2 separate regions of the Homo sapiens genome follow, and region 2 is linked to region 1. A link is an interaction called in ENCODE POLR2A ChIA-PET data of the cell type or tissue named here. Cell type or tissue: PC-9. All regions are shown on one strand. Each heading gives the region's core, and the rest is flanking DNA. Links, peaks and the distances in the headings are about the cores only.

Region 1 (5,387 bases), core at 122-5,121:
TGAATAGCAACTCCATTCTTCTAGTTGCCCTGGCCAAAGTAACTGTGGTCATCTTTGCCTGATCTCTTTACCTCACAGTCCATGGCCAATCTGTTAGCTAATGTGGTTGGCATTCCCTTTAAAACCAGAACTTCATCATTCTCACCACCTTCACTGTTCTCATGGTCCCAGTCAGCACGATCTCTTGCCTGCACTGTTAGAATATCTCTCTGCATGGCCCTATGATATCCATCCTTGGCCCACAACATTCTTAAGGGGGCAGCAAGAGTGATCCCTCGAAAACACAAATCAGGCCAAGTGTGGTGGCTCACACCTATAATCACAGCACTTTGGGAGGCAGAGTCAGGAGGATTGCTTGAGCCTAGGAGTTACTCCCTGTGTAGCAACACAGGGAGACCCCATCAATACAAAAAATAAAAAAAACTTTCCGGGTGTGGTGGCGCACACCTGTGGTCCCATCTACTCAGGAGGCTGAGGCAGGAGGATCACTTGAGCCTGGGAGTTCAAGAGTGCAATCAACATCATACCACTGCACTCCAGCCAGGGTGACATGTGAGACTCTGTCTCTTAAAAAAGAAAAAAGAGAGGGGTGGGGCTGGGTGCTGTGGCTCACACCTGTAATCCCCGCACTTTGGGAAGCCAAGGCAGGGGGATCATGAGGTCAGGAGTTCAAGACCAGCCTGGCCAAGATGGTGAAACCCCGTCTCTACTAAAAATACAAAAATTAGCTGGGTGCAGTGGTAGGCGCCTGTAATCCCAGCTACTTGGGAGGCTGAAGCAGGAGAATCACTTGAACCCAGGAGGTGGAGTTTGCAGTGAGCCGAGATGGCACTACTGCACTCTAGCCTGGGTGACAGAGCAAGACACCATCTCAAAAAAATAAATAAATAAATAAATAAAAATTAAAATTAAAATTAAAAAATTTGAAAAAAACCTCCACAAATCAGATATATCACAGTCCTCTGTTCAAAACCCTCCAGTGAACCCCATTTCACTCAAAGTAAAGCCAGAGGTTTTAAAAAAACAAAAGCTTCCCAAGCCCTACATGTTCCCCTTCCCTCCTCAACACAGGTATACTAAGTTACCCTTTTTTTTTTTTTGAGACAGAGTCTCACTCTGTCACCCAGGCTGGAATGCAATAGCACTATCTTGGCTCACTGCAACCTCTGCCTCCTGGGTTCAAGGGATTCTCATGCCTCAGCCTCCCAAGTAGCTGGGATTACAGGGGTACACCACCATACTTGGATAATTTTTGTATTTTTAGTAGAGATGGGGTTTCACCATGTTGGCCAGGCTGATCTCAAACCCATGACCTCACGTGATCTCCCCACCTGAGCCTCTGAAAGTGCTGGGATTACAGGCACGAGCCACTGCACCAGCCCAACTTTTAAACTCTTTACCTAACGTAACTCCCCTTGTTCCCTCCAACACTGGCCTCTTGCTGTTTCTGGAACTCTCCAGGCATAATCTCACCTTGGGACCTTTGCCTGGAACAATATTTCCTCCCAGCATGGCTAGCTCCCATGCCTCAGGCAAGTCTTTACTGGAATGTCACCTTCTCATTGCCTGATCTATTTAAATAATAATCCCCCTGCCCTAGCACTCACACTCCCTATCATTCTTCTGATTATTTTTCTCCTTTAATTCTTATCACCATTCAATATACAGTACTGAATATTTTACTCATATATATGTTTAATTGTGTATGTTCCCCAGTAGAATATAAGTGCCATGAGAACAGTGGTTTGCACCTGTTGTGTTTGCAAGTTGATGCCCAGTGCCTAGAACAGTGCCTGGCATATTAGTGGCCAGAGGAATATGTAATGGAATCTTGCAATGTGTGAAACACTCCACCAGTTACTGTCTAGACTTTGACCCTGCAACTAGATAATTAGCAAAACAGACAGGGCTTTTTGCTTTTACGGGGCTTAAAATCTACAGTTGTACTGCCCAAGTTAGTAGTACTAGTCACATATGACTACTTAAACTTAAATTAGTTAAAATTAAGTAGAATTGAAATACTATTTTTCTTTTTTTCTTTTTTATTTGAGATGGAGTCTTGCTCTGTCACCCAGTCTGGAATGCAGTGACGTGATCTTGGCTCACTGCAACCTCCGCCTCCTGGGTTCAAGCGATTCTCCTGCCTCAGCCTCTTGAGTAGCTGGGATTACAGGCATGCACCACCATGCCTGGCTAATTTTTATACTTTTGGTAGAGATGGGGTTTCACCATGTTGGTCAGGTGGGTCTCAAACTCCAGACCTCAAGTGGTCCGCCTGCCTTGGCGTCCCAAAGTGCTGAGAGTACAGGCGTGAGCCACTGGGCCCCGCCCAGATACCATTTTCCAATCACACAAACCACATTTCAACAGTCTCATTGGCAACTGGCTTCCATGATGAACAGCCCAGAGGCGGAGCATTTCCAACATCACAGGCAGTTCTGTTGGATAGTGCTGACAGACATGGAGGGTTCCTCTACTCCAATTCCCTCTTTTATAGGTGAGGAAACCAAAGCTCAAGGAAATAGTGACTTGACTAAGATCACACAGCTAGTCAATAACAAATCTAGTATGAAACCCAATTCTTCCGATTCCATGTGTAGATAAACCAATGTGTAGATAAACACATGCTGAAGTGCTATCTACTTCTTTAAGACAAATCAAAATATGAAACAAGTAAATAAAACAGACAAAAAGCCCTCCCTTTGCCTTATTGGAATGAATATAATCAACTATAGAAACAGAAAGGAAGAATGTATTAAGTGGGTATTCTCTCTTTTTCCCTGCTATTGTCTGAATTCTTCTTATTTGGGAGATATTTCCTGCTTTATGAGGCTTGGTAAAATGTAGAGCTTAACTCCTTTTTAGACGCTGGAAAAAAAAAAATGAATAGCTTTCCCTCCTTATGTGGTGGCTGAGTCATGGTGAATAGGCTTGGTTAATCAGATGCTCCTACTTGGAACTGAAGCCGCCATTGCAAAATTATAACTGAGACAGTGAAACAGATCTGACCTAACCAACTCCATCTTGCTTCTAACCTCCAGGCTCTCCTTGTTTGTTCTGGGCGTAGGCTGAACTAACGTTGGGAGGAACTTAGTTTATAATTTGAAACAAAGAATCTAACAGCCCTTTCCCAAAGCAAACCTCCTTCTGGCCTAGAGACTAGACTGTCTTTGTAGGACTAACAAATTAGCCACAAGATTAGAAATTATGGTTTAGGAGTCATGCAGCTGAAGGTTATTTTATTTTATTTATTTTTGAGATGGAGTCTCTGTCACCCAGGCTGGAGTGCAGTGATCTCAGCTCACTTCAACCTCTGCCTCCCAGGTTCCAGCGATTCTCCTGTCCCCAGTAGCTGGGATTACAGGCGTGTGTGCCACCATGCCAGGCTAATTTTTGTATGTTTAAGTAGAGATGGGGTTTCGCCATTTTGGTCAGGCTGGTCTTGAACTCCTGACCTCAAGTGATCCACCCACCTTGGCTTCCCAAGAATTACTTTTTCTCTATTGGAATTCCCCTGTTTTGGTAAATCTTCTCTGTCTAGGCAGCAGGCAAGGTGAGCCCACTGGGGAGTTACAGAACTTTTCATGGGAAGCTATGAAGACAAAAAAAGGAATGTAGCAGCCGCTTAGGTTCTCAGGTGACTGCAACTGCATACAGTGAACAGGCCACAGACTCAGATTCGCCTTGTTTCCTGTGCATTTTCAAATCCGAACTATCTATCCTGCCTACCATTTGTGTGAGCTATCTGCTATTCCTAAATGTTTTTTTCAGCTCAAATCAGCCAGTGTTGAATTCAGTTGCCTGCAGCTCAAGTCCCTGACTGATACAGTGTACCAATCAAATTAAAATGCATTTGACTTTTATTTAATTTATTTAAAAAGGTTTATTTGGTTCATGATTCTGATATTTGGAATGTTCAAGATTGGTCATTTTCGTCTGGTGAGGGCCTCAGGCTGTTTCCACTCTTGGTGGAAGGTGAAGGGGAGATGGTGAGTACAGAGAGAGAGGAAGCAAAGGCTAATATGCATTTGATTTTGGAGGCAAGAAAACTCATCTTTTTCCCTCACCCCTCCTAGGTTTTCTGACTGGGGCTCTGTTAATTAGACTGACAAAAGTCAGATTAACAGAAGAAAAACAAACAGAAGTTTATTAACATGTGCATCACACATACACATGGAAGCACTCAGTAACTCGAGGTCGGTCATTAGAACAATAAATTTATAGAGAAGTGATAAGACAAAGGAAAAGGACTTTGAGTTTTTAGGGTGGCAAATTGTAGGAAGGTAAATTTATGGGGAAACTAGTGGTAGATAAGAGCTAGTTTTAGCAACGTCTGTTACCTGTATTTCTCTGGCACCACCTAAGGTGTCAGAAGAACTTCAGCTCTTCCTGGTAGAGATGGGAGGGGATACGCCTTTAAAAATTAATGTCCTGCAAATAGGGGAAGGGCAGATACTTTTCTTCTATCTGCTATTTCTCAATTGCCTTCGGTTCAAAATAATCCTTATGCCAAAGTGGCATATTTTAGGGTGGCATATTCCGATACCTTTCAATTTTAAATGAATGTTTCCTGGTGTTTTTGTTTATATTGAACCTTGAACATCAGGCCATCATTCTGGCTTATATGGAAAATATAATTCATAACCGAACACCAGCAGTAGAAGATAGATTGCTTGAAGACTTGAGCTTCTTATTTATTCAGCAGAATTGGCTGTTTCGATTGATCGTGCATTCAGTGATTAAGAAGAGCAAAACGTAAACATTTCCAGATTTATGGTCACTCTAGCTTTGTACAACCCTTGAAAAAGAAAATGCTTGGAAAACTGAGGCTTAAAGTGCTGTGATACTTCTGAAGTTCCGATGATAAATATTTTTTTGTGATTTGTATAAAGTTAGACATCAGTAACTGTGTTTAGTCATTCTCATCTACTCAGGAAATCTGTCTGGAAGGAAAAAGCAGTGAGCCATGGTGAGCTAGTGAGAGAATTTTCCAAGTTTGAGAATGTCAACAAAGTAAAATTGTTCATGTGTGCTTAGCAATAGAATAGTCTAGCACTTGAATTTACCGAATTTAATTTCTATTCCCAAAATGATTAGGTATTTAATTTTTTTTCTAAAACTAAAGAGACATTTTTTAAGTTTTTTCTAAAACTGTATTAACCACCTTGACCCAATTGATATTTATAGACCGTCTTACCCAATCACTGCAAAACGCACATTCTTTTCAAGTGCGAGCAGTGGGAGCAGCAGGTTCCCGAGTATAGACCAAGTGCTGGGGCATAGAAAACCTCTCATTTCAACCAGCTGAAATACTACTGGGTATGTTCCCTGCACATGATGGAGTTAGATTAATAACATATGGCGGAAAACTTCAAATCTTTGGAAAT
Region 2 (5,387 bases), core at 307-5,306, 170 kb before region 1:
TTCTGAAGTAACTATACCACTTTACACTTTCTTCAGCAATATATGAAAGACTGTATTACCCTGACACTTGCCAATAGTTGATATTAACGTCAGACTTCCTAATATTTCCTACTAAGATGAGTATGAAATGATATCTCAATGTGGTCTAGATCTGCCTTTTTCTGATCAGTGAAGAAACTGACCATCCCTTCTATTTAGTTTGTTTTTGTTTTGCCTTTAGCCACATGTTCCTTCTTAAGCAAAATGCCTCTTTGTATCTTTTGGTAATTTTTTTCAATTGAGTGATTGGTCTTCTCATTACTTCATAACAATTCTTTATATATTCTCAATACTATTCTTTTGTCAGATGTGTTTGTTGTGAAAATATTTGCCCAGTTTATCACTTGCTTCTCACCTTATTGAGGGTGTCATTTGAATAAGTTTCATAATTTTAAGTATTTGAATTAAATTTTTATTTAATTTTTATTGTTAGCTTTACTTGAGGCCTATTTAGCCAATCCTTAACTACCCCAGGATCTGAAATAGATTAAAGGTTTAGCAGTCAAAACATAAACTAAATACTGTTTCATTTGCACTCACACACACACACCACGGCCTGCTCTTGTTACAAGCAGTTTTGGTAATGCGGCTCCTGTGTTCATTATGAAATATTTAGGTATGGACTTGTCCTCAGTAATAGCATCTAAATATCACAAACTCAGGAAATCTAAATTGTTCTGACAAGTTACAAGAATAATTTCAAAGAACATTTTCTTTTGGCAGTAGACCCTGATGTTGTGTAGTAATGGAAATGTTTAAATTCCAATGATAGGACAGGGATGGCCCTGGCTAGAATAACACAAAAATCATTCAAATCTAAATGGCATAAGGCTGCAGCAGTCCAAGTGAGATCCCTCGGGGAGTCTTGGACCTTTTCCAAGATGTAGGCTCTCTACAGTGTGAGTGTGCAGAGATTGTATGATTCCACTGGGGTCACTTCCACTGATGGGTTCAATGGACTACAGCACTGACCTTCACATGGCTTGTTTTCATAGCTTCGAGTCCTAAAGGGAGATAGGGTCATAGGAATATTTCAACAGTGTAAACAGCTCACAAGTCTTCCTTGCTCACTTACTTAGAGGTGACCAGATGAACTGAACATACCCTAATGCTAGGCTCTTAAAATAGGATCTTGTTTTAAAAAGGGGTTCAGTAGACAAAGAAGGCCATTCCCTTTTTCCCAACTCTTGTTCTTAGGGTAGTGTTCTCAAACTCTGGCAATTTGAGTGTGCAAAAAAAAAAAAAAAAAAAATTAGAGTAGTGGAAGTGGGACAGATAGTTCCTCTTTAGCCTCCTGACATACCTCTTGTTTGGAGGGATAAGATAATCTCTCAGATTGCCACCTGGGCAAGGAAACTGGGCAACACACTTCCAACTCAGAAGCCCTGAGGTTGGTGGCCTGCTACCTCTTTGCTGGTCCCTCTTCCTCAAGGTTTCCGCTTTGGAAGTAGGGACTGATTCTTAATTGGTTCATCTACTTCTAAGGCCAGCACTTAGGAAGAGTTAGCTTGTTCTTGATTGGCTCAAGAACTTTAATTAATAAAGAAGCACCGAATCCAGAATATTTATAAATAACATCTGCTCACAAATAGAACATTGTTCCAAATAGTTCAGTCTAAACACTTTCAGCTTCAAATCCACATTAAGAAAATCATAACAATTACCTTTAAACTCATGTTTCCAAAAATGTGATGTGTATGTGGATTACCTGTGGATCTTGTTAATATGCAAATTCTCATTCAGTAGATCTGGAGTGGGCCTGAAGTGATACTACTGGTCCTAGGACCACACTTTGAGTAGCAAGGCTTTCTAAAGTTCTGCTCTCCCGCACAGCTGAATTGAATAACTTTTCCTTCTAGAGATGGCATCATGGTTAGCTTTTGAAAACCTTTTGGTTTTTTTTTTAACTTCAGTCTTCTAGTAATTCAAGAAAGCTGGCTATTTTTTCAATCTTTCTGGATGTTTTAAGGATCTCCTTCTAATTCTGAAATGTTGCTCAGGTATTTCTTGTTGAAGTCTTTTCCACAGGGTAGACTCTAGCTTGGGGTCTATTGGAGCAAGTTAAATGTCTTCAAAGGTGATGGGTTATTCAACTGAATAAATGTTTTCTAGAATGTGGTGAAACCTGGAAAATACAGTGGGAGTAGGAGAGGGAAGAAAAAAAAAAGACATAATATACTTTTCTCCACTCTACCTACCATGATAATACATATTAATCTTGCCTTTATTCTTTCTTTATTGTATATAAAAGCTTCCACTAACTTTCCATTCTAGGGAGTCATTGAGAGAATATAAATATGTGGGCTTTTTGTTAAAGCCTGATAGGAGAAGAGATTATTATAAGTAATTGGAGACTGTGGAGTCAGAATAACTGAGTTTGAATTCTGACTTCATCATTTACCAGCTGTGTTGCTTAACCATAAAATGCTCATAATATTTACTCCAGCGAATAATGGGAGAATTCACAGAGGTAATCCTTGCAGATAATCCCTGCTAATCATTTAACCTAGTGCCAGGATATAGTAAATGCTCAATAAATATTTATAGTAGTAGTCATTGTTATTTGATAACTATTACAGAATAGCTCCCAAGGGCCTACTGAAGAAAAGCTTTGTGCTTAAGACACTGGCAATAAGTTCATTTCCATATGGTGTAACTTGAAGCTTTGGTTTTATAGATTAACTCAGAGACAAGTCCTACCACAGTGATTCACAGTTCCTGAATTCAAAACACTGTGCATATCACTGATTTGGCATTTCACCTTATATGACTAGCTCGTGTTATTATTTAACTTTGCCTTGGCTCACTAATTTTATTTTCAGTTTCTAACCTTTAAGAGGTAACAGTTTTATACTGTTCAAGACTCCCCAAACCAAATACCACAGAGCCATTTGTTTACATTAGTAGGTCCCCAATAAATATTCATTAGTTATTTCACTGATTAATTAAAGTAATCCATTCATCTCCACAGGGACTCAGGCTGGCTGAATCAGGAGAGACATCTTCAGATCTATTCCTCTTTGAGAAATTAGTATAATGTCAGTGCATTCTCATGTGTTTCTTGAATTATGAGCTCCCTGATGTCTAAAGAAGACTCACAGGGAAGAGTTCATATACTGACAGAACAATCATTAATTAGTTTTCAAACTAGTTTTGATTTGAAACTAAGTAATTTCAATCAGTTTTTTGACTTTCAACTCAGTGTTGTGACATCATGGTGGACACAACTTTCTTAGAGGTATCAATACCATCATCATGTCCATGTTTGATTTGACAGACAAATATTGCAATTTTATTCTGTTGGACATTTTCCAAAGAAGTTGGTTACTGATTTATTAAATAAATATACATATTTTAGGGTAGTGGAAGAAGAAGGTGAATAGAAATTAATGGGTGAGCAAAGGTGAGGGAAAACCAAATCACCAGTTTTCTTTCTGATTATATTTTAATCTAAAAGGCTATGTTTTTAATCAGGTTATATGTCTTGATAAGTGGCGTTTCTACTTAAAAAATGTTGGTTGTATTTGTATCCCAAGTAGGAAATGCAAACATACTTGTATAAAGCAAACAAGTTTAACTTGTGTGTTTGTATTAATGATATGTGATCAAGGCACAGGAAATGTTAGTAAAGAATCATACACTTATTATGTTTGTTTGGGACAGAACAAAGGATAAGTCATTAGTTGGTGAGTTCAGTCATTTTCTTTGAGATAAAACATTTGGTTAAAAGGCAGGCTAGCCCAGGCATCATGGCTCATGCCTGTAATCCCAGCACTTTGAGAGGCTCACGCCTGTAATCCCAGCACTTTGGAAGGCCAAGGCAGGTGGATCACGAGGTCAAGAGATTGAGACCATCTTGGCCAACATGGTGAAACCCCGTCTCTACTAAAAATACAAAAATTAGCTGGGCATGGTGGCGCGCGCCTGTAGTCCCAGCTACTCGGGCGGCTGAGGCAGGAGAATCGCTTGAACCCGGGAGGCGGAGCTTGCAGTGAGGTGAGATCGTGCCACTGCACTCCAGCCTGGTGACAGAGTGAGACTCTACCTCAAAAAAAAAAAAAAAAAAAAGAGATCAACTTGGGCAATGTAGCAAAACCCCATCTTTATAAAAATCTAGAACTTAAATAAAATTAAAAAGGCAGGCTGATGGAAACAATTTAATTAACTTGATTTACTGGGAAACATTGATTTATTGGAAAAACAATGAAAATGTACATTGATTTATTGGAACTTGATTAACTTGACTTATTGGAAAACATTGAAAACATACATTGGGACAACTGGATATTAGATATTTATTTTAATGCAGAAGACTTTTCTTTAAAATTGTATTTCCTTTAAAAATAGACTGGCATTATGTTATTATTTAATTATTATTTTAATGCAAAAGCTATTTTCTTAAGGATACTATTTATATTTCTGCTACTGAATACAGCACAGTAATATATTTCCTCTTGTAGAATACATTTAGTCTTGTTTTGATGGGATAAACTGCTTTTGAATATACTCACTATGTCATGCATGATTTATTTATTTAAATTTCAGCATAATTTTTCTTGACAACCTGTTCTTTCACTTGAAATGTTATGTAACAAAAACACCAGGACCAACTGGCATTTTAGTTTATCCGTCTATTCCATATGCTGCTGGATGAAGCGGAAAATGAATGTGTATCATCACTATGCTGGGCACATTTTATTCGCAGCCTGTCTTTTCTCCTGTACATCAATTTCTCTTCTCCGTTTGGAAATAGCTTCATAGCAGGTTAGGTCTATAGACCTTAACCTGAGTGATCACATATAATGTAACAGGAATCTAATTGGCTATGGTTAGAGTCAGGGACCAAAATATATTCAAACTTACTTGGATTGCTGCTTGAATATAATCACTTCAAGTCCAGGTAGAACTATTTAGACTCAGAAAGAAATTGATTTTTTTAAATCTAAACATAGTTACTGGGTAATTTATGATAGATCTCCAGCCCAAACATTTCATAAACAAGTCAAATAAGGTCAGCATGCATCAAGGACTAGGGCACATTAATCCAAAACTACAAGAAAACCCTGCAATGTGTCCACTCAATATATGCCAGCCAATAAATTCAAACTAAGGACTAAGCTAAGGTCTTCATTTGGGTTCCCCCAGAAACAAATCCTGAGATGAGGATTTGAGTATAATAGTGTTTCTGAGCAGTGGTCCCAGGAAACCAGCAGGGAAGTAGAGAAGTGAAGCAGGAAAGGGAGGGTAGCAATTAAAAGTGTGGCTTTTCTCAGACAAGTTACAAATGTGGGCAACTGGTGATCAAGCCCAGCATGGAATTCTGGGAAACCATGTAGACTATGCACCTT

Evidence for each region. Peaks named below come from ENCODE experiments on the same cell type or tissue, not always from the same donor. Only the 100,000 strongest peaks of a DNase experiment are listed, where the experiment ranks them.
Region 2: POLR2A ChIA-PET joins it to region 1 with 6 read pairs; 3 of 35 experiments call an interaction of 5 or more read pairs at or near these places.

Annotation. Positions count from the first base shown.
Region 1 is chr20:9,022,858-9,028,244 of GRCh38, forward strand. No RefSeq gene overlaps it. Among named protein-coding and RNA genes, the nearest start is that of PLCB4, 44 kb to the right of the region's middle. In PC-9, for the core only: no CTCF peak of the experiment used is centred there; no DNase peak of the experiment used is centred there.
Region 2 is chr20:8,857,642-8,863,028 of GRCh38, forward strand. The region is part of intron 31 of PLCB1 (phospholipase C beta 1); the gene reads left to right. Among named protein-coding and RNA genes, the nearest start is that of RNU105B, 29 kb to the left of the region's middle. RefSeq lists a silencer at 861-1,155. In PC-9, for the core only: no CTCF peak of the experiment used is centred there; a DNase peak (open chromatin) is centred at 2,690.